Linked DNA regions of Mus musculus: region 2 is linked to region 1. Evidence: chromatin loops called from intact Hi-C (ENCODE). Cell type or tissue: left cerebral cortex. All regions are shown on one strand. Each heading gives the region's core, and the rest is flanking DNA. Links, peaks and the distances in the headings are about the cores only.

The links. Peaks named below come from ENCODE experiments on the same cell type or tissue, not always from the same donor. Only the 100,000 strongest peaks of a DNase experiment are listed, where the experiment ranks them.
Region 2: it touches region 1 in a loop (7-fold over the local background); 2 of 42 quality-filtered maps call a loop at or near these places.

The regions. Positions count from the first base shown.
Region 1 is chr3:123,343,666-123,354,041 of GRCm38, reverse strand. It overlaps Sec24d (Sec24 related gene family, member D (S. cerevisiae)), which reads right to left. Exons shown (of 23, transcript NM_027135.2): 13 at 10,125-10,218; 14 at 4,017-4,133; 15 at 3,172-3,342; 16 at 556-652; 17 at 321-466. Among named protein-coding and RNA genes, the nearest start is that of Mettl14, 37 kb to the left of the region's middle. In left cerebral cortex, for the core only: a CTCF peak has its summit at 7,232 (motif pointing right); a DNase peak (open chromatin) is centred at 5,443.
Region 2 is chr3:123,292,687-123,303,062 of GRCm38, reverse strand. Sec24d (Sec24 related gene family, member D (S. cerevisiae)) reads right to left here. Exons shown (of 23, transcript NM_027135.2): 5 at 9,210-9,485; 6 at 8,771-8,904; 7 at 3,395-3,506. Among named protein-coding and RNA genes, the nearest start is that of Sec24d, 30 kb to the right of the region's middle. In left cerebral cortex, for the core only: no CTCF peak of the experiment used is centred there; a DNase peak (open chromatin) is centred at 4,565.

The DNA of each region.
Region 1 (10,376 bases), core at 1,298-9,297:
TGGCAGTGGACAGCCAATTGGTGTGCTCTTGCATAGGGAAGAACGTGGAGGTAGTACCTTTAAAAGGGCAAATTAACTAAAATGAACTAACTAGGGGAGGGTCACCTGACTACAAGAACCTTGGACACAGCCACGTCACAGAGGGCAGTTTGTTGCTGCCTGACCCTTCACCTTGGTGGCCAGGCCATTGACCGCTGTGCCACATAAGTAGCACCTATTTACTGACCTACGGGCAAGTCACGCGCGAGTACTCTAAGGACTCCTGCTTGGGAGAAAGAGTTCTGTTAGGAAGAGAGGTGCACGCTTGGCGGCTTAGTCACCTGGATCAGGGCCCCGACATCTTCACTGAGCTTGTCATCGTGCTTGAACTCCACTGTCACGGCTTTATCGCAGTCGATGGCCGCCATTTCCACATCTGTGGTGTTGTTCATGAATATTCCACCAAAGAAATCAGTGGCCCTGAAACCTACAGCAGAGGGACAAAGGAAGATTTGCCTCTTCTTCTACGACACAGTAACTGTGCAGAAGACGTGAAATGGTGTGTGTGAGGATTACCTGTGCTGGTCCGAACCCTCATGATAGCATCGAAGCCTATTTTCTTCTCAATATCATTCCGGAGGTCGGTCAGAAACCTTTGGCTATCTGAATGTATCTACAAGACAAAGTGTGATCAGTGGCCACCAGGTGGCAGTAAAAGACTCCAAATAATGCTACTTTTAACTCATTTTTTTTTATCACTTTTTATATTTTGATTTAGCATACTTACAGGGATATCTTATGTACATATATGACCTTATGAAAGTACATAATCTTTGGCAGTGTGACTCTTAAGTTTTAATAAATAAAGCCCTTACCTATTTATTCACTTCATAACCTTTGGATGGGAAGATTATTCATTTATTTTGCAAATGAAGCAATAGCATAAGCGAGTCACTCAAGGGTCTAGTGTTAGACACAGGGAACAATGCGTGGTTTAACATATTCAGTGAAGCTGCAGAAAGACGCCGTAAAGGTGGTGGTGTAGGTGAGGGGGGTGTCTTTTATTTGACCATATTCATAGTCTGAAGCTCAGAGTTCATACAGAGTCTAGAGAATAAAACACTTCCCTTGGACTTCTTGACTCCTCTTTTAAAGCATATTTACGAAAGCTGCTCACTGCCCACACCTAAGCAATACTAATGGAGTCCTGGATCATGTGCTACTGAGCTGAGATTCACCTAAAACATGACTTTGCTGACAAGCAGCAGCCAATGATGTGCCTCTGACCTGGTCAGATAGACTTTTATAAGATTCTCAACACTTCTGCTTGACAGGCACAGAGAGGTGCGCGCGCGCACATGCACACACACACACAGATACACACAGATACACACAGACTCTTGTTCTCAATCCCCCAAACAAAGAGAAGAGGAAAGGAAACAGGCATCACAGACAGTACTCATAAAAGATACTTCAGGTACACACCAGATGCCTGCCTGTGTTGTTCACACCCGGCAATATTACTTAATGGAAGATGCTATTACAATTTTTACTTTTAAAGCTAATACGCAAATGCTAAGATATGGTTCAGTCTACAACAAAGCACATAAAAGCTCATATCCAAAATAACACTAACACTGATTATAAAATCTTATATTCCTTATTGCCAGAGGTCTCTCCTATTAGACTATGACAGCACGTCTTTTTTAATAGCACGATGAAATCAATAGTATGCTTTGGTATATTGACAAACAAGTAAAGGGCTTATATCCAAAGTTATATAGAACTAGCACACTACTGAAACATAAGGGGATGAAATCAATAGCGGTGACATCAGTGCCCTTGCCAACACTGCCCTGGACCGCTCTGCACCTAACTCATTCAGGGACGATAGCTTCACCCATGTGGGACTCCAGAGCTACCCCAGCCAGGACTTTAAGGTTTCTGATCAAGTGTATATTCCTCACCGGAGAATGAGCTGAGACACTTGCACTGTGCCTCAAATACTCAGAATTCTGCCCAGACGAATGTTGGATTTTTTCATTATGACCTTATATTCAAGTGTATCTGTAGACATATATTTATCTAGAAGTCTTCAAAGGGTTCTTAAAGCTTTTTGAAAAAATGTATTTCATTCTCAATCTTTGGTCTTACTTCAATCTTAGTTAACTTCTAATACAAATATACAACTGGCTGTTGCTTTATCACTCATAAGCAAAAACAGGCTGAGCATTTGTCATGGTAGGGAAACACCCCTCTATGATCAGTTGCCCTGTGACCTGGTCGGGCCCCTCCTCAGGAGAAGGCAATGCCCATTCTCTGTGTCTAAATTTAGTAAGACGTCAAGGCACAACTGTCCACAGGAAAAGCTTGTGACTGTGCCTATCCTAAACTGGGGTGTGTGCCTTTGCCAAATTCAGGGGAGGCATATTAGTCCAATGTGGAAGAGTAGAGGGTATAATCAGCTGAACCTGCCTGAGATTTCATCAAATGAAAACAAACATGCAGTTATGTTTTCAAATATTATCTTAGGTATCTCTAATATAAAGTAGACTTTCCCCTACAGCAAGTACACGACTTGGCTAATGTGAGCTCAATGTGTGCCTAAAATCAGTGGGAAGCCAATCAACCCCATGTGGTTTTACATTGCTTGAATTTACTTTTGCTAGTTGTCCACAATAGGACACAACTTTCTTACCCCATGATCTAAGCATCAAACTTAAACTGGGTTGGGGAGATGGCTCAGCCCTTAAAAACACTTCTGTGGAAGCCTATGGACTTGAGCTTGGTCCTGAGACTCATGTAAACAGGAGACAGACACACAACAACAATTGGGTGTGGTAGCTCAAAGCAGTAATCCACAAACTCCTAGGGTAAGACAGGAGGCACAGACAGAAGCCACCAGAAAGCTTGCCAGGCAAGCCAGCCTAGGTCAGTGCCCAGTGCCCGAGTAATAGAAACAACAAGATTCGACCCCAGCTAGATGCAGGAGAGAACTGACTCCTGAAAGTCCTGCCTTGCCCATCTGAAGCAACACATGTGTGCACACATATACTCAAGCCCCACCACACAAACACACACACACGGGGCTGGGTGAGAGACAGCACCAGAGAAAGACAGGGAGAAAGACAGAGACAGACTCAAGACTCAAACCGGAAAGGAACTGAGAGGGACAGGCGGCTTGCCGCTTACCTGGAAAACGTTGTATTTGTAAAGAGTTCCTCCCGTGAGCAGAGGAACCAGACCCAAGGAAGCCACATCCACAAACTGACTGGGGAAGAGGAACAGAGTCACTGAGCAGCTGTTGGCCACACAGTCTTTGGCCAGAGATTCGTAGACAGCTGTTTGGGGCTGGAAAAGTATCTAAAGAAAACGATGAAAGAAAATAAAAAGAAAAGCCAACAATGTATTAAAAACCATTTAATACAATATTTTTTCTATTAAAATTTAAGTTTCTATTAATTTTTTTAATTAGGAATTTTAAATGAGAAAAATATGGAATTTTTTCCCTCTGCATAGGTAGACTGGGCAAATGAAATAAAACAGTTGCTTGCCTTCAGGTTATTTGATACTCCAGTAGCCTTACTGGAGCTGTCCCTACCCCTGTTGTCAATCTACTGTCCTGCATGCAGCTCTATAGGTTGGATGGTGTTGTGTGACAGAGGTGTGTGCATTCAGTCAGAAGCATCTTCCGTCAGAGGCTGTTCATGGCGGCCGTCCTGTCTCAGGTTGGAGCAAAGGCTTCTTTCAGCACTGGGTGCCTTTGCTTCATGACGAGTGTCTCGTCCTCTGGTGAGTGAGGTCACAGGGCACCTGTCTTCCCTCTCCACTTCATACAACCCCCACCTCCATTTCCCTAACAGTCTCATAGATCACACATGGAAGATGTCATTTGATCATCTATAGGTATGTCAGATATCAGCTGCTTTAGCAACATGAAATCCTTCAGTGTTTTACCGTTGAAAATACTCATGAAGGGGGAGACCCCTTCTAGCATAGCTTCAGCAATACCTCCAAGGCTAGCTGTCCCCACGTACCTTCTCTTTGTCTGTGTTCACCAGCTTTTTGTCGTCTCTGTTCTTGAGCTTCCCCGGTGCTTCGGCAGTAGGCAAAGAGGAATGGAAGATGAAGAGCTTCCCCGGGCACTCTGCTGCCTGCAGAAGCACACACAACGCTGTGGGTTAAGATTCTGTTCGAAGAGCATCATAAACATGTGAAAAATGGCACCTCGTTCCAGTCAGCAAGGTAACAACGGAAACAGAGAAACAAAGTACTGTTGGGGAAGAGGACAAAGGGGACCTCTAGTACGTTGTTAGGAGGAATACAGATCAGCCAGTCAGTGTGGAGAAGAGTGTGTGTGGAGCTCCTCCAGGAACTGAAGCGGAACCACCATGCAGGGATGAGTGTTCTGAGTAACGCTGCCTGGAGACCGCTTTTACAAACCGGACTTCACCCAACCCGTAACCAAGCTAATAACGAGCTTGAAGGTCACTTATGACCACATAGTCAACCTGCTTACAGAATTAAGTGACCTTTGATGAAAACAGTGCAACCAATCTGATGAACTCCCTGACATACGTGCTCTGTTTCTCCTTGGTGACCCATGCATGCCATAGACTTGGACAACATATGTGTGGGTAAGATGTGGTGACCTCACCTACTGCCTTTCACTGGAAGCAGAGAGATACTGAAATCAACAAATAGAGTTATAGAAAACAACAACATGGGAACAGAGACCAATAACATAGGATTGTGGCTTTGTGTGCTATTCTGGGTCAGTTCCTCTCTTGTAAGACTCCTATAAAGACCGATTAAGTTCCTCTGTCCCTTTTGTTACCGTATTTGCTGTGTTGTTCAGCATGTAGAGAACGGTCTTTGTTCAAAGAGACCTGATGAGGCCAGGATTCTTCAAATCCAATCAGGCTCACTCTTGAGTAAACAGGGCCAAGGGTTAGTTTCTTTTCTTAACTGTGACACTGTCTCGCCTTATAACAAAGATATAATACTTCTGGATATACAGACAAAGTCCCCCTAAGGCCACCACAGCGATACCTATCAGTCTAGGTGTTCATCAGTAGGTGACAAAGGACATGGAATACACACACAATGGGATTTACTCTGCCATAAAGCAGAATAATGAAATCACTTGCAGGGCAATGGACTAAAGTGGAGATTATCATACTGAGTTAAATATGGCAGACTCAGAAGGACAACACGTTTCCTCTCACCTTTGGCTCCTGTGTTTTATATACACACATGTGCATATGACCTGCTAGCAGAACAGATACCAGAGAAGGGAAAGAAACTAAGGTGAGAGAGGGAAGAGGGGATGCTGGGAAAATTCCACCCGTTCAGGACTGTGTGCAGTGAGTATACACCAGGCAAGCATTGCCAACTGCCTACTGCTTTTTAGTCTGTTTAAAATGTTCTTCAGCGCTAAAACCACCACGAAAGCAACAGCTGGCATTTGTACCCAAACTGTCACCACCATCTTTTTCCTCAAATGTAAATGACCTTCCCCTTCTGTTTCTGCTTTCGAGACAGTGTCTGTCTTTTACTGTAAAAACGAACGAGAAAAATCTCATCAGACGGAGACTTCCTGTGTTAATTGGATCAAACTAAAAATATTTCTCACACTCACACGGAGCTCTCAAAAATATAAAGTAAGATATTTCTTGTCTGAGCCACCCGATTTTCCTAAAGAACTCACTGAGTTTCTTGTACTCATGGTGTCTAATCACAGAACTCCTACATTTGTACCGTAGGTGTTAAGATCACAGGTTCTAGTTCCTACAGGCTAGGGTTAGAATCTTAGCTAGGAATCTTAGCCACTGTGTTAGCTTAGTGGCTTTAGGAAAACCACTTAGCTTCTCTGTGCTTCATTCATACCGTTCGTGAGTTAGTAGACATAGTCATAGAAAACAAGAGTTGGAAGACTTTGATGGCTCAGTTAATCATAATAGGCATACTTGATTGTCCTACTCAGGGCCCATTAAAAAAAAAGTCAGCACTGTAAAAATATAAAGTGCCTGGGGCTATGGAGATGACTCAAAAGATAAGGTACTTGCTATTCAAATTTGAGGACCTTAGCCCAGATCCCCAACCCCCATTAAAAAATAAAACTTGTAGGTACGGTGGAGGCAGGTACGGTGGAGGCAGGTACGGTGGAGGCAGGTACGGTGGAGGCCTATAATTCCAGTATTCAACTGGGAGAAAGAGAAGAACAGCCAGAATTGGCAAGGTTCCAGCTCAGGACAGACCCGACCTTAAGGGAAAAAAAGAACAATCTAGGAGGATTCCTGAGGTCAACTTCCGGTGTAGACACACACACACACTCACCAAAAACACACCACTACACTACACACATACTCACACATATGCACACACACACTTAAATGCACACCTGCACATATGTACCCATACACACGCTCACATTTGTATACATATCCCACAATACATACACAGGCAAAAAAAAAAACCTTACAGAAATACAACACACACACATATGTAAAGACATATACCGTAGCTGTATTTACTAGTTCTTATTCAGTTGTTTCATTTTGAAGCTACACTTTCACTGACTACAGACTTAGAAAGTATTTTATATCTGGCAAAGGGTTTTACACCCCTACAAAGTTTGATGTCTCTGCCAAAATTTGATTGTGCTTACAAGAGGGACTCATCCGAAATGAGATGAATGGCATTAATCCTTCCGATTTCAGTAGAAATCGATTATGAGGGGCAGGTCTCAAGAACTCTGTGCAAAGTTCACCTCCAATATAATAAGCAGTCTTCCTTCTGAGAGACCAACATTAGTATTATTAGCTAATGTCAGCCAGCTGCCTCCTTCACGGTCTCCCCACTCCCCATTCATGACACTGTCTCCCACCCTCTTGTAAGCTACAAGCTTCTGTAAATGAAAGACTTCCTGAAGACAAGATAGTTCCATTTCCCACGTTGGGCCCCTGTCTTTCCCTCATTAAGTGTTCCATATTGTCTGTGATTGGAGTGTCGAGATAGAGCTTAAAATTGAATTTTGGTATTAATTGTGGATTATCTAAAGGTGGATTTAACTCCTTTACTCAGACTATGATAGTTTCCAGAAATAATCATTGACACCCATGTATCTACAACTTTTTGCCCAACTCGTTTTAAAAAGTTTACTTATTTTTATTCTATGTTTGAGTGTTTTGCTTACATCATATGCGTGCAGCACCCATGGAGGCCAGAAGAGGGCATAGGATCCCCTGGAGTTACAGGTGGTTGTGACCCACCATGGAAGTGCTGGGAACTGAACCTGTGTCCTCACAAGAGTAACAAGTGTTCTTAAGCACTCAAGCATCTCTCCAGCACACCTCCGGCCCAACTGACAGTAAAGGAGTCAGCTGGTTGGTTAATACTACTAATGTTGGTCTCCCAGAAAATTGATTTATGCATGTGTCAGAGACTGAAGGAAATAATAGGGTTCATGGGAGGGGGGAAGGCTGGGCTTAGAAAATGCTATGCACATAGCACAACAGAAAAACATAAAGCCTTTAGTTGAGTATTTCAAGGATAATTGAGAATACATACAGGACTTTCCACACAGTTGCTGTTTATCTTTGTGACAAATTTACCTGTGTGGGTTTTTTTTTTTTTTTTTTGCTAATTTTTATCTGTTCTATTTGATTTATGAAGTTTATTATATTCATATATATTCTATATATGTGTGAATTACATATACCTCATATATAATAAGTATAGAATATATATTTGTGGTATATAATAATTAATAATTGTATATGTATATATGCGTATAAAATGTTTACTTGGTATCTATCTATCTGAATGAGAGGAAACGTGTACATCAGATGGGGCCCAGCTCTGAGATGCCTTCACTTAGATGCAGTAAAGCCGGTTTCCATTCTGATGCTTCTTCGGTTTCCACTCCCTGCCCATCACGGATGGGATCTCATCTCTGCCCTCTGTGATACACAATATCCTGACCTGCTGACCATACCATAGTCCTGACCTTTCCCAAGTTACCCTTGGCTTCCCCACTCCCTGCTTTTACTACCAGAAGAACTGTGTCTTCTATTACAGAATGAAGTCTCCCGTGCCACCCTTCATGAAACGTAGGCGCAGGACAGGGGCCTCTAAACCATCCTGGAAACCACAAGCACTTAATGATTTATTTTATTGGTTGAGAAGGATGAATGAGTGAGTGAAAGCCTCTTCAACACCAGTTTCTCCTTTGCACATCCTCAAACGTGTTAGCTTTTGTCCCAGGAGTAACGGCTACAGGTGAGAATTTTAGAGGCTTCTTATGAAAATTATACTAATTTAAGTCTGATTTTCAGCTCCTTAAGACCTGACTTTGAATTCATGAAGTAAGGTGAACTGCTATGTTTAGATACTAAGTGTTTTCTCATTTAAAACGTCAGCATTTCTATATTGGCTAGTTGTATGTCAACTTGATACAAGCTAGAGTTATCTGGAAGGAGGGCACTTTAAGAAGAATCTTCCATAAGACCCAGCTGTAGGATATTTTCTTAAGTGACTGATGGGAGAGGGTCCAGTCTATTGTAGGTGGGGCCATCCCAGGTCTGGTAGTTCTAGGTTCTATGAGAAAGCAGACTGAGCAAGCCATGATGACCAAGCCACTCAGCAGCACCCTCCATGGCCTCTGCCTGAGCTCAGGCCTCCAGGTTCCTGCCCTGTTTGAGTTCCTGTCCTGACTTCCTTTGATGATGAGCAGTGATATGGAAGAGTAAGCCGAATAAACCCTCTCCTCCCCAAGTTGCTTTGGTCACAGTGTTTCATCACAGGAATGATAACACTGAGGCAGTTCTCATATACCTCAGTATTAATATAATATTAATATACATTAACATAACAATAAACATGAATAAAACAATGTAAGTAATGTACATGATACACAGACACATGAACTACAGTGAACCAGACTCGTGAATGGATAGCAGAGAACACTTTATGCTATAGTTATTATGTTATAGTAAGCAACGCACAAGCAACTTCAATATTATTATTGTTATGGACATTATATTTTAGGCAAATAGTAGCTTTTTGTCATTCACCTCAGACATGAGCACATACATAAAATGCGGCTTCCAGTCTTATTTAAAGTAGTAGAATGATGCTCAGAGTGCTTTATGAATTGAGATGTGTGGAGAGATTTACTTATGGCCTTCTCCTCACTGGAGGAGAGACTGTCACTGACAACAAAACACACATCTTCAAAGTGGATGAAAATCCACATAGGTCTGCATGGTTGTGTGATGTGGAATACCACAATCCCCAAAGCTTGCAGTGGGACGGGTTCTAATTGCAAGCCATGTGAGATGTGGAATATACTGTGAGTTTTCCATTAAATCTCCAACCAGTCTGACAGTTGGAAAACAGCAAGTGCCCCTGGTGCCACACCTGAACACTCAGAAATCAGAAACCGAGACAAGAATCAGGCTCTAGGGTCCTACTATACAATTAGATGCAACATTCACGTGAGACCCATTCACCAGCCTAGACCACCACTGTCCCTGTTTGCTTGGATTGTTCCTGTCACTCATTCCATCTTAAAAGTTGGTGTGGACTTAATTTTAACAACAGAGTTTTAAAACTGACTTCGGGCATGAGCTGTCAAGGCCAACACTGCCATCTTCGGTCCTATGAAGACAAAATGTCGTTTGAGCTCAGCCTTCCCAATGGGCAAAGGACAACTTCTCCCATTACTTAACACCAGTCAATAAGGCCATGTGCATCAGTCACTTCCCTGACACAAACTGTCCCCAGGCCTTGCCTTTGTGAGTTCGAAAACCCCAAGGAGAGGACACTATGGGAATTTTCCTCCTCATATCGTACAGTTCCGATTTGACTGAACCAACTTTAAAAACAGACCATAAAAAGTTCATCTAAAAGCCAAAGGGAGGGGCTGAGCTGAAATCCAGACAACATCGGCTGTTCTGATGCTGACAGTGCCTGGGTCTAAACACAGAGAGTGCTTGTGGCTTGGGTTCCCTTCCTCCTAAAAACTGGGAAGGTTTAGAAACCCTAACAACCTATGGCTTTGATGAAAGCTCTACTGCATAGACGAAACCTCCTCTTTAAGTCTCACTGTTACAAACGTTATCAAGTAGGTCACTGCTCACCTTCAGGGCCTCCATGCCGGCCTGGATGACCGGGGCAAAGACTGTCTCGTTTTCATTAGAGTCAGCAAACATCTCAGGAATCTGGTCCAATAAACTGAGGAAAACACGGGGAAAGGGTTTTAGTGCTCAGCAAGCCTGTCATAAATGTCAGAAAATAAATCACTGATGTTTCAAGCCTCAACACATACAGGATTTACTTGATAAACAGCATGTGTGGGTAACTGCTACCCACAGGGAATGGGCAAGCTGATA
Region 2 (10,376 bases), core at 1,196-9,195, 51 kb after region 1:
AATTGTATAAGTCCCCTACATGAAAAACATTCCTCCCAAAGCCATAGGTTGACAAATAAGTCCAGTGCCTATTGTCATTGCCCTTGGTTCCCACCAGAACTTGATGGTAAGCTCCTATTGTTGAATACATCATATACTTTGCTTACAAATATGGAGAAATCAAGATGGTACTGAGTGGGAAGCTCCCTCCCTATTGGCCAGCTTCACAGAACCAGAAGGTACTCTTTAGGGTGCTTGGTGGAGGGGTGGGGGATGTTATCAACAGTCTTACCTGACTGTGGATCCACTGAGCTACTGTAACAAATGGCAAGGCACAATAGACTCATTGTTGCAATAGTGGCATGAATGTTATAGGGGCAGACAACTGCTTTCTTCTTGGACTCAAGGCCTAATTCACAGGAGGAAATGCATGCCTGGCACTGTGACTATGGTCAAAAACCCATGTTTAGGGATCTCATAGGCCCTGGGTTAAGTCTATGACTATCATTTTGCCAAATGCCCTCTAAATTTAGATCTCTATATTCATACATTAGTGCAGCTCTTAGACCTCATCAGAGAAGTTTCTTGGTGCAACAGATGGCAGCCAACACAGAGACTCACCACTGTGCAAATGCAGAGAATAAGTGACTGGATTGCTCAGCCACAGATAGGACAACTGTTCACACCTGTGCCCCCAACCCAAGGCTCAGGAGACACTGCAGAAGAGGGGGAAGAAAAATTGTACGCGTCGCAATTGGGTTGTGAGGATCTAAGTGTCACAGTGATTTTCTGGCCATGACAGACCACTGCACTCATGGACTCACAGCAGTGGTGGCTGCCTGTACGTGACCCACACATGAGCGATCATCTCAATGTTCAAGCATGGGGAACAAAGACCCTGCCCTTAACTGAGGGGCTATTGACAGTTGATGGCTTGTGGGTGAAGGAGAGTCAGTTTTCTTTAAGGTGGTGGCTCTGGCAGGTCTACCACACTCCAGTGAATGCTCTATGTGCATAATGGCAGCACAAATCATGTTAGGTCATTTGGGGAAGGGGGACAGGAATTTGGGAAAGATGCAAAGGTGTGGCTGGATCTGAGAAGTTGATGAATATATGATCGAAATAGTATGCATACATGAACTGCCCAAAGGATTAATAAAAAAATGTTTATTGACAATCCACTATGTAGGCACTGTTTAAATTTTTTTTACTGGTACTAGAGTTAGCACCTGGAGCCTGACAAGCATTTAGGGCCTGACATGCTAGGTAAGCACTCTGCTACTGAGTTATAGACATCCCTAGCCTTCTCCGTTGTGTTTTGAGGCTGTGTTACTAAATTGCCCAGGCTGGCCTTGAATTTACTGTAGGTCAGACAAGCCTTGAACTTGACATCTTTTTGCCTCATCCTCCTGGGGAACTGATATCGAAGGCCTTAACTACCAGCCAAAGTACTGATCTAAAACATTTAGACTTATATATAACCTATTAGCACCTGAGAATATAATCAATGTTTATTGATTATCTACTTCATTTTTGGCACTGCCCCAGGTTTTTCTGTAGACTACAGAGTTTATGTTTAGGAAGGGGTCATGGATAAGAGAAACAAAAAGCACAACTTTATTATTTGGGTCACTGGAACATGATAGACACTATGAAAAATAGCCTCTTTGATTAAGGAGTACCCAAGAGTAGGAGGCAGGTGGAAATTTTAAATATTTGCAGGGTCAACTTCAATATTAAGGTAACATTTGATCAGGCACACAGGAGACAAGGAGCTCACTCAGGCAAACCTACACAGGAAGCCTAGCAGCGAAGGAGCAGGGACTGTTTACATAGGGGTGCTAAGGCAGGGTTCAGAGGAGGAACAGGGTCAGATCATGTAGACTCTTGAAGCTCACTAAGTCCTTGAGGTCTTACAAATAAAATGGGGCATCACTGCTGGGGCTGGGAAGAGGAGTATCATGACCTGGCTTGGTCCCTGGCTCTGGTGTGGGGAACCAGAGTCAGGGAAGCCCTGGAGGAGGCTGCTGCAGGGGCCCAGAGAGAAACAGTAGTGTCTCTGACAAGCCCCTTGGAGATAGAGCACAAGGGATAGAATCTGGGCACATGTTGATGTAATAACCTAGCTGTTCGCAGGAATGATGCATGTGCTATGCAGATGTGAGTCTGAGGAGCGAGAAGAATGTGAAACCCCTATCCCTGAAAACTGAAAGGCTGCAAAGGAAAGGAACCAGTGTTTAGGGCTGTGTGGGAGGAGATCGTAATTGGGTTAGAAGATGTCTAGTTTGGAAAATGTATTAGGCAGTCTGTCATACATCAAGTCTGAGTAGATGGTTAGATGGGAATTGAATCCAGACTGGCTATGTCCCTTTAGGAGCTCTGAGCAAAGATGGTATATGGAAGTAGGCTAAGTCCCTACAGCAATGACTGTGGCCAAACAAAGATAAACAAGGACTACCTAAGCCCAGAGCCCTCTAACATAAAGCGCCCAGAGGAAGCTGAGAAAGTGTCCTAAAGAGTGAGTAGGGCTGAGGGGAGTGAGTGGGGCTGAGGGGAGGGAGTGGGGCTGAGGGGAGTTAGTGGGGCTGAGGGCAGGTTGAAGGCATCTGCCTTCAAGCTTGACAACCTCAGTTAAGAGCCCAGGACGCACAGGACAGTAGACACTCCTACAACCACACATGTGCTCTATGGCATACACACATACACATACAAACACATGTACATGTATACGCATGTATGCACACACATACATTCATATATACACACATGTATGCATACACACATGCATATATACATACATGCACACACATATGCAAAAATACATGAACACACATGCATATACACACATACATGTATACACATGCATATACACACATACATGTATACACATGCACATACACACACACACATATACACACACACATATACACACACAAAGGAAGGAAGAAAGGGTAAAACAAAAACATTTTAAAAGGACTGAGAGGCCAGGACACTAGTTGTGAAACCACCAAGAACCAAAATGTTAGGCGAATTGTTGAAAACAATGTCCTCATGCTACAGTGGTGAGCTGGCTGGCAGAGTTTAGCCCCTCAGTTCCACTCATGATGCCCAGCGTGCTACACAAAGTCAGCCCTAGTAAGGGACTGATTACCTTAAACTATAAATCACAATTTGAATTAAAGTAAAAACAGCTACATTGCATTGTTCAGCACATGAAGTTCTCTGGGTTACTATAGCAGAGAGCATAACTCTATTGACAGCACCTTTGGGGTTCTTGGGAGGCTAATAGGAAACTGATCTCTTCTCTCTACAATAGTATTGATGACTGGAGTCAGGGTATCCGTTTTTTTAAAACAGTAAGACATTTTAAACATTCTCCCCCTTCCCCCCAAAAGAAGTGAATGAAAATAAATACCTTGGTCTTGAATCACACACTCGGTGGTGACCAGTGGAGGTACCTGGCCCCTGGTATTGGTCGTATAGACTTGTCCACCTCTGGTGGCCCTGTCATTCTCGATCACTTGAATCTGACAAACAAGATGTTAAGAGGGAATTAAACTCAGTAACAACTCTTCCCGAATGCAGTTGAAGGGTACAGTGGCTTGTTCCTATTCCCTCTTCCTCCTCCCTCTTCAGAGAAAGAAGAAAAAAGAAAGAGGAAGGGGGGATGGAGAGAAAGAGAGAAAGGAGAAAAGAGAAGGGTCCTTTACAAATCCTTTTATTTTTCCTCAGAGAAATCAATCTAGCATGTCTTCAGTCTTATCTCCATTTACTTTTACAATTTGAGACCAACATTTATCAAATTTCCAAATTCTATTTTGTAATACTCTTAGCTCAGACCCTGGCCTTTCAGAGATCCTCATTTCATAATGTTTTATCTTATTTATTATAACCATGGATGAGCATTTGGAAAATACTTTAGAAAGAAAAGAAATTGGAAACATTTTTTTTAAGAAAATACTTTTTGCAATCAAAAGAAAAATTCTAAAAAGCATTAAACAGAGAAGAAATTATATATAGTATCTGAGCTAAAGCTGCCTACCTTCCACTAAGAATTCTACTAGGAACAAGAATTCCTCAGCTTGCCTTTTAAGTTCCCCGCCCCACCCATGCAGGGAATCTAAGGTATTGTGGAGTGTCTATTGCCATCCAACATAAAAACATATTTACTTCTCTACTAATAACAGCTGCTGATGAAGACCAGAACAGATTTCTTTTTAATTTTTGTTTCTTTTTGTAATAACTGTCCAGGGTTTAAAAAAAAAAAGTACAAGCAAAATTAAACAGAATGAATGTAGGGTACCAAGAAGTAACCCCGGGGACTGTCGTCCTCCATCCCTCACCCCCTAGAGAAAAGAGGTGGGGGGGGGCGGAGAAAGCAACAACAGAGATAAACCCAAAGGTGAGCCTAAGAAGGCAGCCACAGAGAGCATCTAGGCTGGAATAAAAAACAAAAAGATACACACAGTTCCCCATCGTTGATACAAACGCCAACTTTGAACCAACGCCGAAGTGTTCCTCCCCTGCTCCAGTCTCAACCAGCACAGATGGTGCAGGCGGCGGCGTGGGTTCCAAGAACACTGGCAACCGACCAAGCCTGAATTTAAACCTGTATCTGTCTGCCGTCTGGCATCCTCAGAGTTTGAGTAGTGACAAACACAAAGATATAGGATGTGTTCCAGACATCACTACCACAGCAAGACACAGACAAGATGCTCCCACAAAAAGGAAGTGTGCAGATACATCAAATCACTGTAATCAAGTTCTGTATTTAACCACAGGCTAATTGGGCTACTCAAAGGAAGAGTAACGTGTATATTACTAAATGTTAGCATTTGGCATAATCATCCCAACCAACAAAGTCTAAGGTGGCCACTGTCATGACACAGTCGTGTGCCCGGAACACTGAACCTACACAGTCACTAATCAGTAGACCATAGTCCCACAAACCTTATTTCAAACTATCCGTTTATGACTGGCAAAGCCCTGTCCCCAAAGAAACAATGTTATAAATAGTCATTATTAATTAAACCCACATCTCCTCAAAATAAGACACAGGAAACTATAAGACATATCAAATAGTTCTAGCCACCGTTAAAAATAGCTTTTGGTTTACCCCAAATGCACACTCTTGAAAAACAGCATCCGAAATGGGACAATAAGCAAAAACTCCAACAGTGACTGGGCTGTGACCTGCGTGTGTGGGCTCAGAGGTACCACAGTGACATGCAATGATGTCAGAGCGCCCTCGGAAGACACAGATCTCTCTCTCTCCCCCTCAGACGTGCCACGGGCATCATTCCCGTGAGTGTTGTGGAACCATAAAACATAATCAGGAGAGAACACAAAGGAAGCGCTGCTCTTGGGAGAAACGTATCAGGAGAAGCAACTTAAGATGCTGGCCAGTTAGCGGTGCTGCTCCAGGTAGACCTGTTTGAATCGTGCATGGTGAAAGGAAAGGGAAGGACACAACCTCTGAATAATGCTCCTGCAAGGCAGAAGAGGGTGAGAGAGACCTTCAGTAGTGCAGCTTCCGGCACGCCATAATGTGGCAAAGACCACCAGTCAAAGGTCTACTGTCCTAGGTGCCTCACTCGGGATTGCAGAATGACATCTTTCTTTCCACAAAAAAAAGAGTTTATTTCATTAACAAAATGTGTTGTTTTCATCCTAGGAAAATAAGCAGGCTCCATCTGGCATCATGTTATCTCTTCAAGATAAAATACATGGAGCTGGTTTGCACATAAGCACTTGCGAGGTTCGTGATGAACCAGGGCACCTGCTTCTTATTAATATTCGCCCCCATTCGCTGAGCATCAACAGCAGGTCCTGTTTAGTAGTAAAGACAGCAGGGGACAAACTAGAGGTTCAAGTCTAGAAGAAAGGTGGCAGATAAATAAAGGTACAAATAACGTGCCCTCTGCCAGGACATGAAGGGGCACGATACTCCAGCCCCAGTATCACTCCAGGGATACTGAGTGGGTAGTAAAGACAGGGAAAAAAGGACCACATGAGTTGGGCTTTGCATATGCCTAGGACAGGAGAATGTATACAGGTAATAGAAAAGTCACGAGTCCAGCTGAGGCCCAAACGAGGCATGTTTGAAGAGCTAGCCCGACTAAAACAGAGGCACAGGGCAAGGAGAGGCCACATCGGAGGCATTAGTATTTGTGTGCACTTGTAGTGAGGGGAGCTGGAGTCAGGAGTGGCCAACAATGAAGCATTGTGTGAGGAATGGTAAGAATGTTGACTGTGAGCTATGAAGGAGTGCTGGTGAGCTTTGGATCTGCTCTGACTTAAGTTGGATGGAGAGCCGGGCACAGCGACTTCCCGGCTAGTTAGGAGGTTCTCAGAGTCTCAGGCAGCCGGATGGTGGAGGCGTGCACCGGGGAGAGCTGATGAACAGAGACAGAATTAATCAGAGGACGAAAGGAAGGTATAAGAGTCCATGATGAGTCTGCAGTTTTGCAGGTAAGGAGCTGGCAGACAGGACAGGGCTGGGTTTCAGGGGAGAGGTCTTTCTGAGGATCCACAGTTTTGCTGGAAGCCCTGAGAATGAGAGCACCATGAGTAATGGCCCCTCATCAGGGTGCCCACCATCACAGTCTGAGTGCAGCTCAAGAATGAGAATTCTGAAAATGCTCTCAGTTGATGTCAGCTGCCTGCTCTTGGGGATGAATTGACTAAATATCCATGACAAATAGAGACTAAATGTCCACAAAGAAAAGGTCATTCCAAAGACTAAGCACCCTACCACTAAGTGAGGAGAGGTATCAGGCAATAACAAGAACCTCACACATACATATATACACATGCACACACATATACATACACATATATGCACATAGCACACACATACACAAACACATATACATATATATATACCCACACGTAAATACATATAAAGACATGTATGCACATACATATACACATACCACATACAGACACATATGAACATATACACAAACAAACACATACACATATATATGTATATGTATGTATATGTATGTATGTATGTATATATATATGTGTATATATATATATATATATATACATATATATATATATATACCACACACATACACTCATACATACAACCCCCTACACACACAAACCCACACAAAGTATAATCAAACACACATAGACATATTCATGCACACACAAACACCTGTATACAACAAATACAAACACATACACATGCACACACAGAGACATTTCCATTCACAAACACACCCCGAATGCTCACATACAGCACACAAATACAAAGACACAAACACGAAGGTACATGCAAATTCACCTGCAAACACAAACACATGGTTAAGAGATGAAGTCAAAGAAAAGTGTTAGGTGTGAAAGACCTGGTGGAGAGAGCAGTTGCTTTGGCTTTCAAAGGCAATGAGGTACAAAGGTGGGAGGCAGGAGATGGAAATGCAATGCTCTCAGGGGTATTTGGTGGTCACATGACCTGTGATCAGATCTGGGAAAGGGTAGGGGAAGGTAGAAACCTGGGAGACCAGGGAACTGGGAAGTTCATCTGCAAGGATACTGAAGGTAGCTGAGATTGTAACAGGAACAGACCTGGTGAGGACAAGAGTTGGGGAGGGGAGGTGACCTGAAATCACGCAGGCACTTAAAATCAGCCCAGGGAAACAAGGTCCTAGCCCTAACCATCCACTAACTGTGTTTTAGTAAACACACTCGGTCACTGGCGGCAGCAATTTAACAGAAGAAAGGCTTATCCGGCTGCCTCAGAGGACTCAGCCCATGGCTGCTTGGCCCCATGCGTTTGGGCAGAGCCTCCTGGTGGAGGAGTAGCCGGCACGGCATGTATGCAGCATTTTGTGTTTGTGTTTGTGTCTGTACACCTCACAGCAGACAGCAAGCAGAGGGCACGGCAGAAAGGGGCCATGTATTACTTCTTCTGTTGCTGTGATAAAACACCCTGAGTAAGGCGATTTATAAAACTAAGAGTTTATTTACTCTTATGGTTCCAGATGGTTAGAGTCCATAAGCAAGTCTACAGCAAGAATAGCGTGGCAGAATGTGGCAGGCATCACGGTAGGCACAGGAAGCTGAAAGCTCACTTCTTGAACCACAAAGCACAAAGCCGAGAGAGTAGACTGCAGTAGGAAAAGGACTTCAGCTGGCTAAGCCCACTCCCAGTCTACAATTCCTTCAATAAGGCCACACCTTCTACGCCTCCACAAACAGTGCTATCAGTGGGGGACCAAGTATTCAAACAGATAATCCTCTAGGGAACATTCTCCTTCAAACTACCACAGGCTAGGAACAAAATACCCCCAAAGGCTGACTTCCTCCAGGTAGGTCATACCTCAGAAAGTTTTCAGAACCTTCCAAAAAACAACTGACTGGGAACAAAGCACCTTGAATATCTTTCATATTCAAACCATAAGAAATGCTAAGCTATTAACATAGTAACAAAAGGTACCAAGAGCTGCTAAAGTTGAGTTTTCAATGTATTATAAAGTTTGTTATAAACATTTGATACTTTCTCACAAATCTTCAAGTTTATAGAAGTATAAAAAGAGCCCAAATTCTTCATCCTTCTCTGTATCTGTCCCCACTTTCCATGTGGCTTACCGGGTCCCTGATCAGAAGGCCGAGCCCTCCCTCTTAGCCCTCAGAATGCTCTGAGCCCGAGGATGAAGTACAGGTGAGAAAAGAAGGCTCCTCCCGTGGCCAGTGTCCCAGACCTTCTACAGGCCCTGGAGGACTCAATGCTAACAAATGGAAGAGCAGAGCATCTGTGTGGGACACAGAGGACACTCACAGGGCTGGGGATGGAGTCCGGATCCAGCTTCCTCTGGAGCTGTGGTGCCGGCCCAGCCATCTGGGCAGGACCTCCAGGGAACCCTCCTGGGTAAGACATCTGTGCACCTCCCATCTGCGGTCCATAGTTGGTTGCTTGAAAAAAAGAAAGAAAGAAAGAAAAAGGAAAAAAAAAAAAAAGAATAAATGACAGTGTCCAGACCCAGGTGTAAGAGTCACTGACAATATCATACTGCTGAATCAAGCCTGCCACCAAGTTTGTCTTGTTAAATAAAGCAGGAAGCTAAGAGGGAGTTCTTACACTCCCGTTTAACTTGCCCTTCTGATGCTATCCAGAGCCTACTATCTTTGCAGTTGACACAGAAACAAATCTGACTTCCTCTAAGCACACCCCCAGGTGATTTCCACCCCCACCCCCGGCTTCACCCTGTCCACCTTACCTTGCTGTGGAGGGTAGCCAGGACCCAGGGTCTGGCCTGGTGGAGGTGGGGGCTGATACTGGGCGTTCAGAGGAGCTGGCCCAGGAAGGCCATCTTGCCTGTGAGTTGGTGGAGACATAGGAGAGGCACCAGGGCCGTTCAGGGCAGTGGGGGGTGGCGGCGGAACCTGATGTCCTGGCTGCAGAATAGATGGCTGTGCAGGTTGTGGAGGCCCCTGGAAGGCGCCTGCTGACTGGGGGCCAGGCGGACCCTGGCTCTGAGGAGTCGCGCCCACACCTGTGGGAGAGAGAAGACCACGGCTCAGAGCCACGTTTCTCAGAGGTCTGATGCCTACAAAGCATATGACAGAGATGTTTAATTTCCATACACAAACCAAAAGGGCATGTTTAAGGATTGCATATTCATGTATATATGGTGACCACAAATTAAAATTATCCCACAGAAAGTGATATAAATATTACTTGGAGCCATCTTTTTTTCCAAATAGAATGTTTTAGAAGAGCATAAAAGCAACACTTCTAGTTTTAGTAAGGAATTTCTGTTTTAAAAAGATTTAGTATTTGTGTATGAACATGTGCTTAGTGCCTGCAGATGTACACACATGTGTGTACATGTGTGCTTGGCATTGAATGAAGGTCAGAAAGAGTTAAAATTATAGACAGTTGTGAACAGCCAAGTGGGTTGGGGTAACCGAACTTGGCTTCACTCTAAGAGCAGAAAGTGCTCTTAACCCCTGAGCCATCTCTCCGACCCCACTGAGAGACTTCTTAACAACACACATTTTAACCCAAGTGCATTAACCTTATGTGATCCATGCACTAATTTAAAACATCTATATCTCCTATAAAATCTTGAATATAAAAGAAAAATGTATAGAACAAGCATCGTTCAGATAATTTACACCTTCAGTGAAGTATTTGCGTTCTGAGTTTGACTTGACCAAACGAGTTCAGAAGCAGATAGAAGTAACATGGCAGAAGGTTTGGGCCACTGGCAGGCTCTCCATTTACACTGGAAACCCAGATGGTTTCCTGGCTTAGCCTTTTGTGAAACTTAGCTGCTTCCTAAGACATCCATTTGGAAACTGGTAAAAAGGCCAGAAATATTCTGGGAGGTAGTTATCAATACTTCTGACAAACTAGGCTTGAGCAGTATTGCTGGCTAGTT